Regions from separate parts of the Homo sapiens genome. Here region 1 is linked to region 2. Evidence: chromatin loops called from intact Hi-C (ENCODE). Cell type or tissue: ovary. All regions are shown on one strand. Links, peaks and the distances in the headings refer to the core of each region. The heading gives the core; the rest is flanking DNA. Region 1 holds the start of SYNE1 (spectrin repeat containing nuclear envelope protein 1). Region 2 overlaps SYNE1 (spectrin repeat containing nuclear envelope protein 1).

Region 1 (12,268 bases), core at 2,665-10,664, 91 kb after region 2:
GCCCACACTCACTCCCGCGCCGGGCTGCTCAGCCGCGCTCCCCGCCCTCCGCGACCGGTTCCTCCTCCCGGCTGCTCGCTGGGGGGTGAGGCCTCCCCCTTCGCCCTCCCCCACGCATCTACTGCTCCTGTCGGGAAGGAAGGTCGCCCAGGCCGGTTCAGCCTCTGGGCAGGGTCCCTGCACCGCCCTGGCCCGCCACACCCCCTCCCCGGCTCCGTGCCCCGCGCCCCGCGCCCGGCTCCGGGATGCGCCGGTGCCTGGAAGAGCTGGGGGCGGGGACCCGGAGGCTCGCAGGCTTCCCTACCTCCTGGAGATGCACGGCCTTGGGCGTTTCTCCGCAGCTGCAAAGCTGTGCTGTGACCCACCCGCTCAGCGAGCCTTTATACCGGGACCACCTCCCGGGGGTCGAGGTGGGAAGGAAATGTCCCTGAGAGCCGGGACGCGCTGCCTCCGCTGCCTGGAGGAGCTGCGCTGTCCTGCCAGCTAACTTTTGCCCACGGTTTCCACTGCCCGGGTGACCTTTCTGAGCGGAACCTATCCTGAAAGGCTGGGAGGTTCCCTGATGGTCCCAGGAAGGGCGTGATGCAGAGCAAAGAGCAAAACCCGCTGGCTCCTTTTTCATCAACTTCCGAAAGATCCTAAATCGTTTTGGCTGCCAAGTCAGTAGCAAATAACTTAATTTGAGGGAGACTGGTCAGGCTTTATAGATCTTTTTTAATGTTATGTATAAAGTTTAGACTTCTTGAGAAAGCGCTTGACATCTTTAATTCTTGACTGTTTATTATGATGATTCTAAAAACCACTTTTAGGTTCTTCAGGTGCACTGTATGCACCCTGTACATTGCGGAGCCATTTGTATCTTTGGCCACAAGTCCTTCTCGTGGTGTAAGAGATCTTGGTGTTGCCTGGTAGCATTCAGGAGAATTTATTTTGTTGTGGTTTTATGGTATCCAGGCAAAGTCAAACACAGTCTCTCTTCACCAACAGTGAAGTCCAAGTCCAACAGGATGATTGCAGCTAAAATAATCGAAGCCATGTTGCAATAATCTTAAAAGTAATAATCCCCCCCTTGAATCTCCAATCTGAACAAAACAGTCATTTATCCTCTAAATTTGCTGAAAGGAAGGAGCAGTTTATAAAGTAGATGAAGTTTCTCTTTGCTGCCTGCCTTTCCCTTACCTGCTGCCAACATTCCCACTGCCTAGCTTTCCATTTTCTTCAAATTCTCCTTCTTCTGGATCGTGTCAAAATAATAACATCTGAAACAAATCTGGTAAACCAATCTGATGTGTTCCTCTTCTTTGTGCTGACTTTTGTTTTTTTTTAGAGAGAGAAACCAAACAATGGATCTCTATTTGCAGAACTTGCTACCTCCAAAAGTTGGGCCTGGAGGAGGAGTGTTTGGGATCACTCTCAATGTATGCCCTGCCTCTGCCTGAGGGCAACAATCCTGGGGCACCCCCAGAGCCCCTTGTGGAGACAACCACCAGAGCATAATTATTCCAGGTCAGCCCTCTGTGCCCAGTGGCCACAAAATGGGGTCCAGATTTCCAGGCTTGCCACTCAGAAGAAACAGATCAGAATGGCTCAGCTCACCCTCTCAATCCCTACCTTCATAGAATCAATCCACCCTGCCGGCTTTTGAAGATGGGTAGAAAGTTATTGTGCCAACTTTGCCATTCTTTTTGTTTGTTTGTTTGTTTGAGATGGAGTTTCGCTCTTGTTCCCCAGGCTGGGGTGCAATGGTGCAATCTCGGCTCACTGCAACCTCCGCCTCCCAGGTTCAAGCAATTATCCTGCCTCAGCCTCCTGAGTAGCTGAGATTACAGGGATGCGTCACCACACCTGGCTAATTTTGTATTTTTAGTAGAGACAGGGTTCCTTCATGTTGGTCAGGCTGGTCTCAAACTTCCGACCTCAGGTGACCCATCCAGCTCGGCCTCCCAAAGTGCTGGGATTACAGGTGTGAGCCACTGCACCTGGCCACCAACTTGCTATTCTACACGTTAAGCAACTACTTTCTTGGGTTTACTTACTTGAGAAGTGAGCCACTTAAAACACAAGCCTGAAACATTGCTTCCACCAACTAAAACTCCTCTACTAGGCCTAATCTCTGTTCTCACAGGCTGAGACAGACAGAAGCATAGAGCTGTCTTGCTGGCATTGATTCCCTATACAGCTGAAATCCCATTCTCAGCTAAACTTTATCCTCTGTAGAAGGACTAAGCACATTTTAGAGTTTTGCAAAGGGCTTGTCAGTTTCACACACCCCAGGGAAGGGTGTTGTAGCTCCATTTACTCAACAGCTATTGCTTGAACACTTACCACATAACAAATATTGTCCTAAGTGCTGGGGCTACCGTGGTAAGCAAACTCTGACCGGGCTCTTGCCTTCATGGAGCTTACAGTATGATGGGGGAAGAGCCAGACATTCATCAGAGAACCACACAAATACTTATAAAACCCCATTCTCCAAGCAAAGGCAAATGTTGCTATGAGAGCTTTCAAGAACGGGAGTTGGCCAGGCATGGTGGCTCACACCTGTAATCCCAGCATTTTGGGAGGCCAAGGCAGACAGATCACTTGAGGACAGGAGTTCGAGACCAGCCTGGCCAACATGGTGAAACCCCATCTCTACTAAAAATACAAAAATTGGCCAGGCACGGTGGCTCATGCATGTAATCCCAGCACTTTGGAAGGCCGAGGCAGGCAGATCACAAGGTCAAGAGATCAAGACCAGCTTCACCAACATGGTGAAACCCCATCTCTACTAAAAATATAAAAAATTAGTTGGGCATGGTGGCGCATGCCTGTAGGCCCAGCTACTCAGGAGGCTGAGGCAGGAGAAACACTTGAAGCTGGGAGGCGGAGGTTGCAGTGAGCCAAGATTGCACCACTGCACTCCAGCCTGGCGACAGAGTGAGACTCTGTCAAAAAAAAAAAAAAATAGCCAGCGTGGTTGTAGGCGCCTATAATCTGAGCTACTCGGGAGGCTGAGGCAGGATAATTGCTTGAACCTGGAAAGCGAAGGTTGCAGTGAGCTGAGATCGTGCCACTGCACTCCAGCCTGGGTGACAGAGCAAGACTCAGAAAAAAAAAAAAGGAGGGGAATTAATTTATTTCAGGGATTAGAAAGGCTTTGCTAAGGGAGTGACATCTGAACAGTGAGGTGCAGGAACTAGGTGAACGTGAGCAGGTGGGAAATTGGGAGAGCGCTCCAGACAGAAGGAACAGCATATGCAGAGGCTCTATGGAAGAAAAGCACATGGTGCATTGCAGGAACTGAGGAAGACTGATGAGGTTGCAGAAGAAAAAGCAAGGGAGGGGCCAGGAGGTTTAGGGAATGGTGGGCCCAGTACAGCTGGAAACAGAGCCAAGGGCAGACTATGCCAGTCTTAAAAACTGAACCAAAGGGATGGCCCTTTACAAGAAGCCATTAAAGTGTTCTCAGTGCAACATGATTAGATTTATGTTTTAAAATGTTCTCTTTGGCTAAAATGTGAAAAAACAGATTAGAAGTGGAGCCAGAATCAATAAACATGGACCAGTTAGGAAGGTGGTGCTGTAATCCTTTAGAAAAGACTGTGGTATTTATTATTAGAGTGATGGTGGTGGGAAAATGTAGACAGATTTGAGAGATATTTAATAGATAAAACTTACAGGGCATAAGGCCATGTTGTGCTATAGACTGAATAGGTATGTTCCCCCACCCCCAAACTCATATGTTGAAACCTATCCCCAGTGTCATGGTATTAGGAGGTGTGGCCTTTGGGGGTGATTAGGTCATAAGGGTAGAACCCTCATGCATAGAATTAGTGTGCTAATAAAAGGAACTTGGAGAAGTCCTTGCCCCTTCCACCATGTGAGAACACATCAAGAAGACAGCCATCTATCAACCAGGAAGTGGGTTCTCACCAGACACTGAATTTGAAGGTGCCTTGATCCTGGACTTCCAGCCTCCAGAACTGTGAGTAGTAAGTGTCTGTTGTTTGTGAGCCACCTGTACTATAGTATTATGTTACAGCAGCCCGAACAGACTAAGACATGTGTCAACAGGAAGTTAGAAAAGTATAATGGTTAAAGTATTGGGTTTTAAAGCAAGAAAGGCCTGGGTTTGAGTCCCAGCTTTACCATTAAGTGCCTATGTGATTTTTAGCTAGGAATTTAACCTCTTGTGAATTCAGGTTTACAACCCTGCAATTCAGGATTCTAATAGTATCTCATTCATAGAGCTGTTGTGGGGACTACATGAGCTAATGCCTGAATAGCACTCAGCACTTCAGTGCCTGGCATGTGGTCAATAAATGAAAGATATTATTAGCATCATTATTATGCTTCTAGTTATTATTACTATTAGTCTAGATGTTTCTGAAGTTGGCAAACCATCACTCTCCATTTCACATTGCAATAGCCTAATAGAGCTAGGACACCAGTTCCTGAGAGCAACAAAATACAATCCCAGGGCCATCACAGGCTGAGAGACAGCTGCCAGGACAGCAACCTGACTTCCTCCTCCACCAGGCCCAGGGCCTGTCCTCCTCATCCGTCTTTTCATTCTGTCTCACTTTACAAAGAATCTTCTTCTTATATATCACTGTAGTTGGGCCCCCAAGGTCCCCTGTCTGCATTAGCAAGAGGTACCAAAGATAGCAACAGTTGCAGATTGCCTTCAGCCCAGCTTCATCCCAATGCCTGCATCATGGTGTTCTATACATTTGTAAAATATGAGACATTGTGCCCATATGAAATCAGAGAAAAATCATTTCTTTCCTTTTTTTTTTTTTTTTTTTGGAAACGGAGTTTTGCTCTTGTTGCCCAAACTGGAGTGCAATGGCGCAATCTTGGCTCACCGCAACCTCTGCCTCCTGGGTTCAAGTGATTCTCCTGCCTCAGCCTCCTGAGTAGCTGGGATTACAGGCATGCGCCACCACACCTGGCTAACTTTTTGTATCTTTTAGTAGAAACAGGGTTTCACCATGTTAGCCAGGCTGGTCTCGAACTCCTGACCTCAGGTGATCTGCCCGCCTTGGCCTCCCAAAGTGCTGGGATTACAGGAGTGAGCCATTGCGCCCAACCCGAATAATCATTTCTACTTCTGTCATTCCTACTTTAAGTATCTGTGTTGATACCATGACAAAACTTGCCGTAATTAAAATATGTTGTGGATTTATCAAAAGCAGCGGCCCCAGGATCTACCAGAAGTGCATCTTTATTCAAATGAACACGTGTGCAACTCAACAAATGGCTCTCTTCTTCCACCTCCCTCCCTTAGTCTTAAATCTCTTCAAAACCAACTTGTACACACAGTGCAGTGAAACTTCAATCAAAGTAGCTCTCTTACTTTTTAAAGGTTAAGGGGCATTTTATCAGTCAGGGTCTTGATGTAGTCAGTAGAGGTCCGGCTTGGTCTTCTAGAAATCTAGGAGCCACTTGTTACGTAATGGCCTGTAGTGGAATCAATAGTCTGTTGACAAGGGAGAAAGGACAAACGAGGACAGAGGGACTTATTTTCCTGACAAGTAAGTGCCTCAGGAGGATTTGCATTCAAAGTCCTCGGATTCACCCAAATCCTACAAATGCCCCTGTTCCAGTTCTCATAGCCCACTCTTTACAATAAGAACTTTAGCTTTCATGTAAGAGACTTGGCAAGTCTTTGAATTTATTTTATGCTGTAATTTTGCAACATGCAGAAGCGGACCTTAGGTCTGATTTTTGGCTATATCAGCAATGTAGCTACAAGGGTCCTAGAAGTCCTCTAGTCCTTGACCAGGCCTTGATCCAAAAGTGTAAAGTTTCCCAGCTTGCCATTTTCTTTCTATGGTCTCTGGTGCAGTCAGAAGTAGATGACACACCCCATGGTCTTTCTCGTTCTCTTTCCTACTTTCAGACTCTAGAGCAGCGGTCAACTTAGTCTCCACAATTCTTGATTTCAATAGGTCCTTCACTTCCGACAACCACAGGTGTTAATTCAAGGAAGTGTTTGCCACCATGTGCCATGTCTCTTCATAATTCTATTTTGCACTAGAATTAGGCAATTAGGTCATCACTGTAAGCAAATGCAACCAGGTCAAACAACAAGATTCTCATCTTTGAAGCTCTGGAACCAATCTTGGCATGAAATATTGTGTCAGTCCAGATTCATTAAAGAAAAATCAAAGCAACTTAAGGAGTGTTGGAAAGGCTAGAGAAGTGATCATCATCAGGCTGCCTTCAGCTTTCAGGTAAGCACCATTGCAAGTGCAATCCAGAGCTCGGCAAGTTGCTGCTGCCACCCAGAGGTCAAGATACTGCAGCAAACCGCCAACAGCATCACAGCTGCCCTTGCTCAGAGGCTAGGCCTGGTGAGGGAGCTGGGTGTTCAGCCAGCCTCTGTAAAACTACTGCCGTTGCCGCTGGAGGGAGAATTTCTCAGTGTCTACATTGCCTTCCAAATCTCATGTGAGAGCACTGGCAGAATGCAAATTTCACCCAAACCCCTCAGGAAAGGGAGCCTGAGAAATGTAATGCCCAAACTTCTAGCTCCAGAGATACAGGAGAGAGCACAGAAAGAGGAGTGAATGCAGGTTGTTTGCCGAGAAACAGTATCCAGTACAAACACAGACTTGGGTGAACTGGTGAATGCAAATGTTTACTGAAATTAACATTTACAGAAATTCTAGGCTGGCCGCGGTGGCTCATGTCTGTCATCCCAGCACTTTGGGAGGCTGAGGTGGGTGGATTACTTGAGTTTAGGAGTTCGAGACCAGGTGGGCCAACGTGGTGAAACCCTGTCTCTACTGAAACTGCAAAAACAAAAATAGCTGAGTATGGTAGCACACGGCTGTAATCTCAGCTACTCAGGAGGCCAAGGCAGGAGAATCGCTTAAATTTATGAAACAGAGGTTGCAGTGAGTCAAGATTGTGCTCTGTACTACAGCCTGGGCCACAGAGCAAGACTGTCTCAAAAAAAAAAAAAGAAAAAAAAGAAAAATGTACAGAAATTCTACTTTAATAAGTTAAATCTTTTAAATCTCTTATAACTCTAACATTAATATTGTTTTAGAATTTTAAAAGTTAAGATTTTAATACTTTTTAAAAAATGAAACATTTTAGCATTGCTGAATAAATTTTAAAATATTAATTCCCCAGTGAAATGTTCTTGTCCCTTTCTCCCCATGCTTCCTTCGGGAGTTGATCTTCTTAGACCATTGGTCTCTCCTCTACTTAGCCACCCACTCCCGTGATCATAGTCTTGACCTTGTCATGATGAACAGTAACAATTATTTGTGATGATAATCTCAACTGGAAACACTCCACTCTCTGATCACTGACTCTTTTGTTCCCAGTACTCTCCCTGTTGCATTCCAATTCCAATAACCCCTCAACTGAATAGGACCTCACATCCATTGGGAGGGTCACCGATGGCCCTTGGGATGCCTTTGTTTGAATTCTTCAAGATTTTTTTTTTTTTCTGTGAGACAGAGTCTCACTCTGTTACCCAGGCTGGACTGCAGTGGTGCAATCTCAGCTCACTGCAGCCTCGACCTCCTGTGCTCAAGCAATCCTCCCACCTCAGCCTCTGAGTAGCTGGGACTTCAGGCGCTTGCCACCATGCCTGGCTGATTTTGTTTTTATTTTTTGTAGAGACAAGGTTTCATTATGTTGCCCAGGCTGGTCTTGAACTTCTGGGCTCAATCAGTCTTCCCACCTTGGCCTCCCAAAATGTTAGGATTACGGGCACGAACCACCATGCCTAGCAGATATTTCAACTCCATCTTTTGGAAACTATTGTAAAAGATCACTTTTGATAAAACAAGATGGTTGAGTGCCATCTTTCAGAAAATTACAATGCGTACCCAAATCTTAAATTCCATTTATGGATGATGCCCACCTGAAAGATGTTACCTTACGTGTATGTAGTGCATAACCCACATTAACCATATGTGGCTGCTCAGTGACAGTTGATTCTGCAATTTTTTTCATTGTCTATCTCCCCCTTTATGTTCATCCCTTTTAAAATGGTTTAAATTCCACATGTAACCATCCTACTCACCTCTTGAATTTATCCTCAAGCACTGTCCCTCTTGCCTTGTCATACTCACTTGGCTAACACACATCCCTTGTTAAATTCAGCTCTGCCTACTTCGTGCCTGCACCCACACTGCTGAATATGGCTGGGGGAACACTACCTTATGCTAACTGGTCTTTGCCTTTATGGCAAATCACTAAATCAAATGCCCCTGAATGCTCTATTTCTCTAACCAATATACTCTCCCACTTCCCTAAACAAATATCATACTTTTTCCTATCTTCCCAGATTTCCCCAAATGTTCCCCCATATCTAAATTTTCAGCTATTAACTTTGTTTCCTATTTACTATTTTAAGCAATCAAAGAGAATTTCCACAAGCTGCCACTAGCATATGCATGCATGTTGTCAGTGCCTGCATATAATGTTCCAATTTGTCTTCTGTTGCTAGGAATGAACTCTTTAAGCTCCTAGTTAAGGCCACCTCCTCCACTTATATATTCGATCTATCCCTTCCTGTCAACAATGTTTTTCTCTATTCCTAGCATCATGACTTTCTTTTCTCTTTGCTAGTTCATTCCCATCAGCATATAAACATGCTATTCCTCCCATATTAACAACAACAAACTTTCTTGTTCACCACCTAAACTCCAAATACTACCTCATTTCTCTCCTAAATTTTAAGAAAAATTTCTTGAAAGAGTGGTCTACACTCTGTTGGCAATTTCTCTCTTCCCACTTGCTCCCGAACTCACCACAGGCCAGCTTTCACCCCCAGCATGCCACCTTAGCTAGGTTACCAGCGACTTCTTTGCTAAACCTAATATTCCTATCTCTGTCCCTATCTTGATCTATTAGAAGCATTTAGTTATTTCCTCTTTCCTTCTCAAGATAGTTTTCTCACTTGGCTTCTGAACCTGCCTCTTCCCTCACTTTCTCTCTTCTGGCTGCTTCTTGGTCTCCTTTGCTGCATCCCTCTTATCTCCTCAACCTCTAGACTTTGGGGGACCAAGAGCTCCATCTTTGGTGCTTTTCTATTTCCCAGCTGCACTAATTCCTAGGGGATTTTATTCAATTTCATGGTGTTAAATATCATGTGTATGCTACGAACTCCCAAATTTAGGTATCTAACCCAGATATCTCTTCTGAACTCCAGACTTCTATATCCAATTGCCTTCCCAGGCAGTTTAAGAGGCATCCCAAATAAAGCTGGTCCAAAACTAAATCTGTGACCTTTTCTTCCAAACTTGCCCCTTTGTTTGACTTCCTCACATCATTTAATGGTAACTTCCATCCTTTTCAGTTGCTCAAGCCTAAAGTCTTGGCATCATACTTGACAATTCTTTTTTTCTCATTGCTCACCTTCAGTCCATTGGCAAACATGTTGATTCTATTTTTAAAACATATTCAGAGAACATCCTTGTTCTTAGAAAATAGACTCTAAAATATTTAGCAATTGTAGGGCATGATGTCTCTAACATCCTTTCAAGTAGTTCAGAAAACATAATATAATGAAACATAGAGAAGGATGGTTAAAGAAAGTAAATGGAGCAAAATGTCAGCAAACTGATGAATCTGGTTGGAAGGCATACAGGGAGTTTTGTGTAATACTCTTGAAACTTTTCTGTAGGTTACAAAAAGTCTAATGAATCTAAAAATCTATTACTTATCAACTCCACCATTACTACCCTAGACATCATCTCTAGCCTTCAAGCTACCCTTTTTTTCTTTTTTTTCTTTTTTTTTTCCTTTTAGACAGAGTCTCGCTCTGTCGCCCAGGTTGGAGTGCAGTGGTGCGATTTCAGCTCACTGCAACCTCCACTTCCTGGGTTCAAGCCATTCTCTACCTCAGCCTCCCAAGTAGCTGGGATTACAGGCACCTGCCACCATGCCTGGCTAATTTTTTGTATTTTTAGTAGAGACAGGGTTTCACCATCTTTGCCAGGTTGGTCTTGAACTCCTGACCTTGTGATCCACCCTCCTCGGCCTCCCAAACTGCTAGGATTACAGGCGTGAGCTTCCGTGCCTGGCTGCCTTCAGGCTACTCTTAACGTAACAGTCACATAAATCTTATTATATCATAAACCAGATGATGTCACTCCTTTGCTCAAAGCCCTCTAATAGCATTCCATATTACTTACAGTGAAGTCCTCTTATGATCTATAAAGCCCTATATGATTTGCCCCATCTCCTCATTAACTACCTAGCCCCATCTGCAACCCTCCCCTTCACTTACTGACCCGCAGCTTGCATGCATTCCTTGATGTTCCTGAAGGTTACTAGGCAAGCTCCCACTGCAGGACCTTTTTCCATGATATTCTCTCTGCGGGCAAATTCAATTCTGAAAGTTGCTCATATTCACATGTCTGGCCTTCTAACTTTTTTCAGGTCTTTCATCAAAGCATTACCCTCTCAGTGAACTCTTTCCTGAATGTCCTGTATAAAATTTTTAAACACCCTCCACTCTTCTTTGAACATTCTACCTTTATGCCATACTTTATTTTTTTCTGCAGCACTTAGCACTAACATTGTATATATATTTTCTTACTTATCTAATTTATTTTGTGTCTGTCCCTAAAATGTAAGCTCCATGAGGGCAGCTATTTCAGTATATTTGTTAACTCTTATGTTCTTAGCATTTAAAACAAGCACATAAAAGATACTCAATTTATGTTTGTTGAATAAATAAATGAATGAACATACCAATCTCACTATGCCTTATGGAATTCTACATACCATCAATTATAAAGTTACGTTATTGTCAAACCCATTAGAAACTGATTGCTCAAATCTCTGGGACATCCTGATCTTCAATGGGTCATCAATTAGGATATTCCCATGTTTCATGGTATAAAGTAATAGAAAAATATATTTTTTTCCCTTCAGCTCTTAATATTATCCTTTCTTCTTGGTTCATAATTTTTTAACTACTCTAAAGCACTTCTGTCATTGTACTTTTGGCTCTGTTTGGATATACAGTTCTATGTCTGAAATGGTTTCTGATAAGTAGACAGCTCTGAAATCCCCTGATACATCCACTTCTGAGATGTTGTAGAGCTTTTCATATTCCCCTTGAGTTTGTGTAATTATTTAGGAATATTGGCAACTTTTCTTTGCCTTTATCATATATTAATTAATATCATCTACCTTTTGTCTGCCCTTATTTTTATTTTTTTTCTCAAAGGTTCTTAACATTTTCTGGATCATTTAAAAAGCTTTTTTATAGGCCACTATCAGTCTATCTGACTTGTGCATAATGGCTTTGCTAAATACTATTTAGAACTGAGCTTTTGTTTACAAGATAACTGTGCCAGTAATGACATTAGGTTGTAGCTGAGTTTGCAGTGGGAGAGGATCATGTGGATTACATAATTTCTTAACTGGATTCCTACCAAGAGTGTTCCAGAGTGACTGAATGAACTCACTAGCACACACAGTTTTATCCACCACTTGGAAATACTTCAAGGAGCCTCCGAAAAGGAAAGACGATCTTTACTTGTGAGTTTCTCCTTCCTGGTTTATTTCATTACCCATATCTATTTCCAGCTGGAAAATTTGTGAGAAATCACCAGATGAACATGTATCAGTTCAGATGCATTGTGATGCCAGGAAAAGAAAAGCCAGTGGACACAGGCAAAAATAAAAATAAAGGAGATTTATTAGCTTGCAAAAATCCAAAAGGACAAGTTTCAGGATTCATTCCAGTTTACATCAACGATCTGGTTTCTTTCTATTCTTCTTTTCTGCTGTCCACATGTTGAGTTCATTCTAAGGCTGATCCTTATGTTTGTTGGATGTGTACCGGCAATAATTAGACTGGTACATACTTTTGTTTCACCCACTGAGAGAGAAAGTATTTGTGTCTAAAATTCCATGCGAATGTCTTGAATATTGCTCTAATTAGGCTAGCTTAGGTTGTGTGCCTAGTGGCCTCCTCCCAACCACTTTGGTGAAGAAAAATAAAATGTTCTGATTGCCTTTCACCCAGTCAGACCCATCATTGGCATAACATCTTCCTGAAGCAAATGGCCTACATAGCAAAGTGTAGATACCTGTATTTGGCCCCAAAAGGAAAGGGAAGTCAGAAGTCACAAACACTAGATGAGGGTAATTTGAGGTGAAGTCCATTTTATTTTGGTTTGTTTTATTCAAAGGGCCAAATTACAAAGTGTGAAGGGGGAATAGTGGAACCATAAGACATAGCCAGGGAACTTGGAGTGAGCAAGAGCAGAGCTGCTATTGATCCCAGGCCCAGAGGAAA
Region 2 (12,268 bases), core at 2,020-10,019:
ATTTCCCCAGACCTTGAGTCTGGGCTGGCATTGAGATCTACATTGATCAATAATATGACAGAAGTGATTTTAAGTGACATCTGAGGCTGGGCCTTAAGAGGACTTGAGATTCCACTTTGGCTATATTGGAATTCAACTCTGCTCTGAGACCTCTACACAAGGAAACTGGTCTAAGATCCTCGTGAATAAGAAGTCACTTGGAGGATAGATTCTAAACCTCAAGAATAAGAAATAAAAGTACAAATTGGTGTGATGAAGGTATATTCCTATTTTTGGGGATTGGGAGGCTTTACTTATTTTTAAAAACTCTATTGAGGTAAAGAGTTAAGCTGTAACATACTTCATTGATTTCCTCACCCTTTTCGGCTCTGTTTTACTATATCCCCTAATTTGTTGGTTGTGCTAATATTTGTAGAAAGAGGTCTTGTATTTGCTGCATCATAATGACATTTGTACTTTTTTGACTGGTTTAAGTACAAATGAATGAAATAACCATTTTTCCTTTAGTTGACTTTACCCTGATTTCACCTAGTGTTTCAATGAGTAAAAATACAGCTAAAAGAAAAGAAAAGAAAAGAAAAAAAGTCACTTGGAGGAGAACTGAGGTACCTCAGATGGCAGCCAGCAACAGCTGCCTGATACATGAGTGAGCCGCCCTGGACCTGCCAGTCCAACTGATACCCCACCAGCATGTAGCCATGTGAATGGGCCCAGGCACAGCTGGCAGAAGGAACACCCAACTCACTCACAGAAACATGAGAAATCCTAAACTGTTGTTGCTCCACACCACTAAGATTTGGTGGTGGTTTGTTGCACAGGAAAAGCTAACCAAAACAGAAATTGCTACCAGGAGTGTGGTGTTGCTCTAACAAAAATCTAAGACATATGGCATTGGTCTTGCGACCAAATAGGGGAAGGAGATTGGAAGGACACAAAGAGCCTATTAGCGGAGGCTGATTGGGCAGTGAGGGAACCGCCATTGGAAATTGGAGAAAGAGCCGTACATATTTTGTACATTATATATTCTGTCACCTGCAGTAACTTGAACTCATGATTCTGGCTAGGGAGATTTCCTTGCAGAATGCTGAAAGTGTCAGTTGGCTTCTTTTAGCTGAACATTATAAGGTGCTGGAAGAGACAGAAATGAGCTGTTTCATTTGCAGACACAAGGCAGAGGAAACACAGAGGCCTAGGATATGATGGACTGAAAAATAAGATATTTTCTTATTCCTAGTCTTTCCAAAAAAAAGATTTGCAAAGTAAGAAAACGCTTCAGGGTAACAGCAAATCAAAGGTATGAGTATTGTTGAAAACTCAGAAAGAGTTTGACTTGTTTAAACTCCACATATAAATGATATCACACAGTACCTTTCATTCTGTATCTCACTTATTTAATTTAGCATAATGTCCTTCAGGTTCATCCATGTCATTGCAAATGGTAGGATTTCCTTATTTTTTTATGGAGGAATAATATTCAATTGTATGTGTGTGTCATGTTTTCTTTATCTGTCATAATGGATGTGTTAATTGACTGTGGTAATCATTTCACAATTTATATGTATATCAAATCATCACACTGTACAACTTAAATATATGTAAGTTGTATTCATCAATTATACCTCAATAAGGCTGGGGAAAAAAGAGAACATTTGGAAAGATTTAAGGTAGTGCCCAGTTGACCTTCTCAACTAGACAAACCAGCTTCTAAGAATCTTTAGGGCACTGCCCACAGCAGCCTCATATGTGTCCAATGTTTGTTTCAAAGCTGAGATTTTGGGGGCACAGAATGCACTACAGACAAGTTTTTAGGAAGCCAGCTTTCACTGAAGGGACAGCACCACTCCAAATGAACAGGAGACTGGAACCACAACTTTGTGTGTCTAGGAAGAAGGCTAAGAAAACTATCAGTTGCAATCTTGAGCCATCTCTTACCAAGATAGCAAGGAACATGCCTTGCCCCTGGACAAAACGAACTGGCCACGTGTGGCTCACTGGATTTCAGAATGGCTGGACCACAATTGCTCCCTCTGTTCAATTCTCTCACTCCTTGGACAGAAGCATCTATTGAAGTGACCCCACTCCTGCCTCATCACTGCATGTTGAAGAAGTGGGGAGCAGGTAACTTCTCTTTTTAGTTAACGGGTCTATGGATTGAGAGAAATTTCACCTGAGGAACCTCATCTCTATCTGGACAAGATGCAAACGATGCAACACAGGACTTAGAGCTTGATGCCAAACCAAAGGCTGGAGGAGACTTTTGATACCTTGAGAATGGATGAATGTACTTTCCATGCAGAAAGAAAACAAACAGTAGTGACCAGAGGACAGATTTTAAATTATGGCCACAAAATCCTGTGGTCCAACTATGCATCCTTCTTTTGTATGGTGACTTTGTCCTTCCCATCCAGGGGTAGAATCAATTTCCCTTCCCCTTGAATCTGAACTCGTATGGTACTTGCTTTAATTAATAATGCAGCAGAAATTACTTTATGTCATCTGATTCTAGGCCTTAAGAGGTCGTGAAGTTTCTGTTTTAGCTGTCTTGGATCTCCATCCTAAAACCACTGTGCAAAGAAAGCAGTTTATATTAGAAGATGTTTCCATCTGTGGAAGAATTCAGATGTCTCATTTGTTACCTAGAACTAACCACCAGGCACGTGAATGAGGTCACCTTGGATCTTCAAGCTCAGTCAGCCCTGCAGATGAACTCAGCCACAGGTGAACCCAAGTGAAGTCAACAAACTGAGGCCTAAGACTTCGAGACTGATGTGTCTGATACCTCCTCTCTCTCACATCCATACATACTTGATACAAATTCCTTGTAGGAAGAAAGCATTTTCCTCAATATCGTATTCCTAAAGATCAGCCCCCTGCCTGGTATATTGTCTTATATATGTGTCCTTATGAAACCATCCATATTTAACTGAACTAACCAGCAAATCCACATACTGTGAGAAAGCATGAATTCTGATTGGCTTAAGCCACAGAGTTTTGGAGTAGTTTGTTACACAGCAAAGGCTAACTGAAATAAAGGCATTTACATGTGTGGGGGGGCGGTGGGAGTGGAGGGGTCCTTCTCCTCCTCCCTCACTCTGTTTTCCATAATGAAAAGATTCTAGGCTTATTTCTTTGGGCCTGTCTCCTAGGCCTTTCCTGTTTTAATCAGACAAGTAATGGATTAAAAGTTGCAAAGAACAAGGGCAACCAAAGTTACTCTGCATGAGTTCTGACATGGATTGATGCGAAGGGACAGACGAGAAGAGAGAAAATTAATAGCTATCTACAGCTGTGGGCTTGAGGGAAAAGATGAGTTAAGAGAATTTTTAGGGAGTCTTGCCTGTGTTGAGTCCTCTAATGACTGCTTCAATTTTTTTTTCAAGTGAATGTCAGTAAAGACTTACATTGCTCTTAAGACTTTCAGAATTGGAGTTGCATTTCTTTTGTATTTAAAACCAGTGGCTAGATTGAAAGAGCCCAATTTCATTAAAGTTATATTTGCAAAATGTAGTATCATTTCACTTTAAATCTAAGGCAGATGGGATGAAAGGAATATAATTATCTCCGTTCCTAAGTTACAGTTGCTTAACCTCAGCAATATTGACATTTAGGCAAGATGATTCTTTGTCGTGGGAGGTGGTCTTGTGCATTATAGGATGTCTAGCAATGTCATTGGCCTTTACACATTAGATACTGGCAGTACCCTACACCCTAGTGATATATCTATTTGAAAAGTGACAAAATATAGTAAATCTAAGACTTTTGCTGAAAGGTTACATAGAAATTACACGATTTTTCCAATATGAATTAAAGTATCTTATGATGTCTGAAATTATGTCATTCAAATCTGGAAAGTTTGGTCTCATGTGGTGGGAAGGTATAAGTGGGAGAGGGTGGATAGATCTGATAGTGTGTTTGATTTATCTTATAATTCTTAACCTCTAAAAAATATTTTAGAACTATATAAAGCAAAATCTATTTTTTAAAAAACAAATATTTTAAAAATATTACAATTTACCAAATTTTAATGTATTTGTCACAATGGTGGCAGTTATATAAGGACACATATATTAGAAAATGTGCTAGGCACTGGGTTGGCTTCTAGGGTGACAACAATGTGGAAATGCTTTCATCTCACGAAGAATTTGTCATCTCGTATGTATGGGGGTGTGGGAGAGAGGAGGGGACAGATGCATCAGCCTTGAAGCCTTGGATGGGCCTCAGTTTTGTAACTTTGTAGTAAATAATTTGGTAGCAAAAAATTGACCTGAATTGAGAAAAGACTATTTATAGTCTTTCATTATTCCACTTAATGTGAAAATTCATACTTTTCTCTGCAGAAATATCAACGTCTTTGATTGCAAGGTGCTGCCACAGACTCTGATTGAGAGTGAACCATAATAAATAGTATGTGCACCGTATCACGTTTCTAAAATCCAAAAGATTCTGAGTTTGAAAACAAAGCTGGGGTCCTTAGACTTTCGGATAAAGGGTTGTGTGAATCACACAGAAGTGCAGGGATGGAGATGTGCACTCAGAGAGTAATAATCACAATAGAGAGCACAAAGCAATCAATACAGTGGGAGGAAAAACAGCACAGCTTATTGTGGCACTTCAAACCTTTTAGTTCTAAATCAAGACCACATTTGAACAGTTTCAAGCAGAACTTTTGTGGATTTTTTCCTGACACCTTTTCCTTCCTCTATTTGTGGATATAATGTTGCAGGAGACAATGATCGGATAGTAAAGTAATGAAAATACCTTTTACCTTGTATCTGTACAGCACTTGAACTTATTCATGTTTTGTATACATTTCTCATTTGGATTCTCACAAATAACCTGCCACGTACACAGAGAAGACCATTAACTCGGATGTGAACAAGGAAGCTAAAGAATAGTGGGGGTGAGGAAATACGCCAGAAATCTAGAAACTGGAATGAAGGCTGAAGAGTTACAGAATAATGAACAGTATTTAGTAGTCAGACTCTTACCCTAATCTAATTTTGACCAGATCAATTTGCTGATTATTTGATTCACTAATTTAATGAATTCCACTGTGCCCCTCACATGTACCAGCCGTTCTGCTGACCAGCTGTGGATGCAATCTGAGAGGATGGGTTTGGTCCCTGAGAGTCCATCAGGGAAACAGGAATCAAAAAGAATTACATCACAGTCCAAGTTTTGTAAATGCAAAGAAAAGTTCAGAACAGTGACATGAAATATATTAGTATATTTAAAAAATATCACTTCTACATGATTAAAGATTATTCTTGTGGAAAACATGAAAGCCTACCCTCCTACTGTTTGCTACAATGGAAGCTAAGGAGAAAATGCTGCCTTCACATCTAAGAGTTTTCCTACTGAATTACATATAAAGGTGCATGTTAATGAAAACATGAAGACAACTGATCTCTTGGATGAAAGGTTATTTCCAATCAGAGAGCACACACAGAAGCCTTGAGAAGGACTTCAAGCTGAGGCTGGACAAACTTGCCACATGTAGCCAGCTCCCTCCTGTAAAATGTGGCGTCTCCTGCTTTTGCAAGAAAGCCACCAAAACTATGAAATATTTTCCTGTTATGAGCTCTTAGCAATACCAGGGCACCAGAAAGAAAGGGAGTCTTGAAAAATGTCCTGAAATACTACCTTCATAGAACCACTTTATTTTAACCTGAAACTGTATTCCAATACCAAGAGTTTCAACAATTCAAAATACATTGTTTGGTGTGGAATGGGGAAAAGGGGGGAGAAAAGCTGGTCACAGTGTTCGTATATTTTATGTCCAATATTTAATCCAGACTTTTAAAAAACCCACAGTTCTCTCAAACAAACATGACTGTTCTCAGAGAGTGCTTTCAAAGTTTGGTCGTTGCTTTTCATCAAATTACTGCTCTTTATCTTAAGTAGGTTCAGGATTTTACAATTTTACATTTTCACATTTTGGGATTTTGCATTTCAAATTACTGCTAATATTATTTCTTAGTCTCACCCTGTGATCTAAATGTTCCTTCTCTCTCTCCCTCTCTCATATAAATACTTATATTTATATATTTACATATTTATATTATATATTTATATATTATTTTGTCAGTATCCAGCACGGATACAATAATTTGACACAATTTCACCTATATTTTATACTACCTGTCCCCTTGACAAGACGTAAAGAGAGCTACAATTTTAACAACAAAACTCATAAATCTCAGATGGAGATGAAATGAAAAACAGCAAGCACCTAAAAGAGTGAACCTGAGAAATAAGGTCAAATCACAGAGTTTAAAGAGCCAGTGTTAGAAATTGCAATCTCAAATTCAACCCCCACCATGTAATTCAATTAGCCACTTGGAAGACCTGCACTCAGTGGTTAATCCTGCACAGAGCACCAGGTGGTGCTGTTGCTTTCCGCTGCTTCAGATCTAGCGTGGCGTTAGTGACCCTCCTCATAATAGAAGATCTACTGGACTCCAGAACCTGTGGCCACCGCGGCAGCTGCAGGGGTTTCCACATGAGACAGCAGCTGGTGGATGTCACAAATAAATTTCCTGAGTGTCAATCCAACCTCACATGCTCAAGTTTATTCGTATAGTAATGAATAATTTTAAAGGTTACTTTTAATAATAATAGAAATCTATCTTCTATTTAGAATGTATGTGGCAGGCATATGTTGCATATATTTACTACACATATTATCTAATTAAAACTTTGCAATAACCGTATGAGAAAATATCCTCCACCCTCACCAATTTTACATGTAAAGAGACTGGAGCAAACGAGGTTCATCAACTCCCTTGAGGTGACACAAGACACTAAACGTGGAGCATGGATATCTGTCTGACTCAAAAGCCCATACCTTCAATCACTTCATTCTACTCTCACGTCCAAATTGCCCATTGGGGTTTCCAGAATAACTTTACATATCACAACCTATCTGGAGATAGGCAATGTAGACGCAATTCCCAACTCACAGATGAGGAAACCGTGTCAGAAATGGGTATCTCAGCAAGCAAGTGCCAAAGTCAAATGAAACCCTCCTTACTCCCTTTCCCCCGTACTATATTAAAAACGATATGGCCAGAATCCAGCTGGTCAATAGAGCACCTCCAAGCTAGGCCATGATGCTCAGTTATCTTCCCGAGCTACAAACTATAAAGAGTTCTCCTATCCACGGACATCTTGACCGCCTATCTCCAGTTCTTCAACCTTGTCTATCCTCATTCTCAGCCCATCTTACTACTACTTGAGCCTCCTCAACAGAGCAGGAAATGTTTATGGGAACTGGCTCACCTATGAATCCACAGAATAATTTTCCTTTCACATGTCTATATTTGCATCTGCCTTGGTATTATTATTATATCATGTGTCACAGGTCAGGATAACAGGGAAACAAATTCTAGAAGGAATTTTGTCAGCAGGAGGTTTTTTAGCATGTGCTCTCAAGAACTAAAAACTTTAAGTGTGGAGAAGCAGAATTAGGACACAGGGAGATGCTGGACTCATGCAATTATGCAGCTGAAGCTAGGAGAGTCTTTCAGAGATGTCCAAAATGAAGGCAAGGGGCTGGGACTTTGCATCCAGGTATTGGCCAGTTGCTGGATATGGGGTGGCCCTGGGAGGAGGTATAACTTGAGAAAGGCAGATCCCCGGGGCTGAGGACCAGTCCTGGGGAGAGGCTCAGCTGTGAGTCTTCAGCAGGCAACATTTGGAGAGCTGGGAATGAGGGCCTCAGAGCTGAGGGGCATGGTCTGCACTGTGCCCCAGTCATCTGCTGCACCAGCTACAATGTTAACTACTAAGCTCTAAAAATTTAAACAGTCCCAGTAACAATGAGAATAGCAGCACGGTCCCAATAATAATGAGATCAGTAGTTCTCATTAGTTGTATGCTATGTTCGATACACTGCATTCAAAGGGGGTCAAGATTTGCTCCTATTTCTATTTGGGACTACAGCCAAACACTTGACCACCAAGAGATGCTGCCTCCTCCATTTATTTCAAAATGAACAAAGTGTTCAAGGCCCACTTTTGCACTTTTCTGAGGACTGGATCAAAAGTCTGAGGACTTCTGGATCAAAAGATCGATAGTGCAAGGACAGGGAAGGGGCCATAGCTTTCTTGAGGCAGCCAATCATGGAGTTCTCCAAACCATCTTAGACATCTTAGTTTTTTTTATCAGTTTCTTACTAATTCATATGCTTCCTCAGTTTAACCAACCAAACTTGGTTGTATATTTCTACCCTCTGAGCCTGCCTATCTAAGGTACCATTTTACTTCTCTAACCAGACAACTTTGGCAGCCACTATCTAGTTCTCCCCTCTGACCTCCATATCATCATCCACCCTTTGCATAACTATTTCTCCTGAATATGATACCATTTTTCCAGTTCTTAAACATCATCACCCAAGAGCCTACACAAATAAAAAACATGGATTGCCAAGTAGTGGCATGTAGGCAGAATCTGGGCCCCAAATGTATTTTCCTTCATCCTGCAACCTTCCAAGAAAACATTTTAATTTAAATGTTTGTAGGTAGGACTTAAGTTCTAATTTTTACACAGACCCATCACTTTCTTTTGTCTTTAACCAGTTACTTCTCAAATCACCAGAAGGTAATGAGGTTTAAGACATCTTAAAAGAGGAAGACTTATATTTCAAATACTCATAAATGGGAAGTGAGATTTTGAAAAAGCAACATGATGAGAAATCTTAGGAAGAGCAAAGAAGTAAAATAGAGACTCTTGATTTTAAAATAAACTCATATTTTTTGTTACAATTATTATATCTTTGTCATAGATATGTTGTGTCTTTGGGGAAATTGGAAAAGATATTCTGTTTACATTCTCAATCCGTTCCCCCAGTATAAGCATATATCACATAACATTTCAGCCAATGATGGACCACATATACAACTGTGGTCCCATGAAATTATAATACTGTATTTTTACTGTACTTTTTATGTTTAGATATGTTTAGACACACAAATATTTAACATTGTAGTACAATTGCCTACAGTGTTCAGTACAGTAAAATGCTATTCAGGTTGATAGCCTAGGAGTAAAAGGCTATTAACACATAGCCAAGGTGTGTAGTAGGCTATGCCATCTAGGCTTGTGTAAGTACCCTCTATGATGTACGCACAATGACAAAACTGCCTAATAATACATTTCTCAGAATGTATCTTCATTGTTAAGCAATACCTGATTGCATTTTAAATTAGTATATGTTTAAGCAAGTATATTATTTCACTGAAACCCAGAACAATTGGAACCCAAGAAAAGTTACTTGCAATGATGTAAAGACATGAATGAATTCATGTAATTTGATAAATAACAATATAACATGTTGGTATTTTTACATATAAACAAACATCATAACTAAATTTCAATGAGTTATAAGAATGCATGATATATTTTATATAAAACTTTAGAAAATATGAGAATCTACATCCAGAGTAAGCTTGTTATCAGTAAATTCCATGTAGAAAAACCAGAATAAAACTTACTACTGTATCTACATTTGTTTCCTAATAAGGAAAATGGTTCAGCTACCTATGTCCTGAAGGTAGTCACTGAAGAGAAACTGCTGTGATGCCAGAGGCAAACTTGAGTGCATCTGATTATCATCTTATATGTAAACATAGTGAAAAAGAGGTAAAATTCTGAGGCACCCTCACATTTTAAAAGAGATCTGAAAACAAAGTGATATCAGCAAGATGGCATAATAGCAGTTTCCAGTGCTCATTTCCTCACAGAGACATCAATTTGAACAACCCATTCACATGCAACAAAAATATCTGCCTGAGAGCTAAGGAATATAGTGCCTGAGTAGAGCACAGAAATAAACACATACATTGAAGAGGGTATGAAGAACAGTTTTATATTACCCACCCATATCACCCCCTTCCCAAGCCTGTACTGCATACCATGGAGAGATAACTTCCATATGAGGGAGAATAGTGAAGTGAGCACTTGACTTCAAAGTAGACTCCAGCACTTGCCCCAGTGAACTCTAGTGTCAAGTTGGCCCCTTCAGACCGAGGATTTGGGCCTGCCCATGCAGATCTGTGTTTCAGGACTGCCCTCACAGACCCAAGTGCCAGACCAACTCCAGTACAGGATGACCCCCATGAACTCAGACCAAAAGCCCACCCCACTGCCTGACTGTTTTCTGTGGACTCAGGTTTTAGGCCATCCTCCACAGACCCAGTCTCCAGGCCCACCACAATGGACCATAGTCCCAGCTTTACTCCCATGGTCCAAAATATCAACTCAGCCCCTATAAGCTAAGATGATGAGAGGACCATCTGTCCCCTGACGAAAACATCAGGCCAGTCCTCCCAAGGATTTCAGCAGCATGCCTATCCATGAACCCTTCCAGCTGACCTTTTCAGAATCCTTGGTCAGGCTGACTGATGAAGGGCTTTCCCTGCTAAGGCCAGTCTGAAGACTGGCAAATGTGCCTATGTCTTCAAATGCATAGGCACCAGCTCAAGGCCACAACAAACCAAATATCAGAGAAATATGACACTACCAAAGGGGCAAGTAAAATACTAGTAACTGACTTTAAAGAAATGGATATCTATGAACTGCTTGAGAAATAATTTAACATAATCTTCTAACAAAGAAGCTAAGTGAGCTAAAGGAGAACACAGAAAGGCAGCTAACCCAAATCAGGAAACAACACCTGAAAAAAATCAGAAGTTCAACAGAGAGACAGAAACCATACAAAAGAACAAAACAAAAATTCTGGAGCTGACGAACACAATAACTGAACTGAAAAAAATTGCATAGACAGCTTCGACAGTAGGTTCAATCAAATAGAAGAAAGAATCAGAAAGCTTGAAGACAGGCTTGACATTATTCAGTCAGAGGATCAAGAATGGAAAAAAAGGATGAAAAGGGGAGAAGAAAGCCTATGGAACATATGAAACACCATGAAGCTAATCAATATACATATTATGTGAGTTTCAGAGGAAGCAGAGATGGAGAAAGAAGAAGAAAGCTTGTTTAAAAAAAATAATGTTAGAAAACTTCCCAAATCTAGACTGGGAAATAAACATTAATATCCATGAATACCAAGAGCCCTAAAAAGATTAAACATAAAGAGATCTTCACCAAGATACATTATAATCAAATTTTCAAAAGTCAAAGACAAAAAATTTTGAAAGCAACTAGAGAAAAGTGATTTGTTATGTATAAGGGAAACTCCGTAAGATTACAAGCAGTTTTCTCAGTAGAGACTTGCAGGCCAGGAGAAAGTGGGATAATATAATCAAAGTGCTGGTGGGGGAAAAATACTGTCAACCAATAATACTATATCCAGAAAAGCTGTCTTTAAGAAATGAAGGAGTGATAAAGACCTTCCTAGATAAACAAAAACTGTGGATGTTAGTCCCTACTAGAACTACCTTACAAAAAATTAATGTTAGAGTTCTTTGAGTTAAAATAAAAGAAAGCTAATTAACAAAATGAAAATATATGAAAGTAAAATCTCATTGTAAAGGTAACATATAGTCAAATTCACAATATCCTAATACTGTAATGGTGCCATACAAGTCACTTTGATATAAAAGTTAAAAGACAAAAGTATTAAAGACAACTAAAGCTACAACAATTTGTTAATGGGTACACAATATAAAAAGATGTAAATTGTGACATTAATAATATAAAACATGGGGAGAGGAGAAGTTAAAGTGTAGTTTTTGTTTGCAGTCAAAGTTAAATTGTTACCAGCTTAAAGCAGACTATTATAACTATAAGAGGTTTCATGTAAGCCTCATGTTACCACAAAGAAAAAATCTGTAAGTAGATACATAAAGATAAAGGAATTAAAACATACCACCACAAAAAAAATCATCAGATCACAAGAGGATGGCAAGAGAGGAAGAACGGAATAAAGTAACTCCAAAATAGAAAACAACAGTTTGTCAGTACTGGGTCCTTGCCTACCAATAATTATCTTAAAAGTAAATAGACTAAATTCTTTAATCAAAAGACAAAGAGTGGCCAAATGGATTAAAAAGTATAAGATCAAACTATATGCTGCCTACAAGAGATTCACTTTAGCTTTAAGGAAGCACATAGTCTGAAAGTAAAGTTATGGATTAAGAAATTCCATGTAAATGGTAACCAAAGGAGAACAAGGATGGCTATCCTTATATCGCACAATGTAGATTTTAAGTCAAACACTGTCAAAAGAGACAAAGAAGATCATTATATAATGACAAAAGGATCAATTCATCAAGAGCACATAATAATGTAAGTATATATTTACCCA

Evidence for each region. Peaks named below come from ENCODE experiments on the same cell type or tissue, not always from the same donor. Only the 100,000 strongest peaks of a DNase experiment are listed, where the experiment ranks them.
Region 1: it touches region 2 in a loop (10-fold over the local background); 73 of 110 quality-filtered maps call a loop at or near these places.

What each region holds. Positions count from the first base shown.
Region 1 is chr6:152,636,885-152,649,152 of GRCh38, forward strand. SYNE1 (spectrin repeat containing nuclear envelope protein 1) reads right to left here and starts at 478. Exons shown (of 146, transcript NM_182961.4): 1 at 305-478. In ovary, for the core only: no CTCF peak of the experiment used is centred there; a DNase peak (open chromatin) is centred at 6,307.
Region 2 is chr6:152,546,400-152,558,667 of GRCh38, forward strand. The region is part of intron 3 of SYNE1 (spectrin repeat containing nuclear envelope protein 1); the gene reads right to left. It also overlaps the pseudogene NANOGP11. Among named protein-coding and RNA genes, the nearest start is that of SYNE1, 85 kb to the right of the region's middle. In ovary, for the core only: a CTCF peak has its summit at 6,373 (motif pointing right); a DNase peak (open chromatin) is centred at 6,412.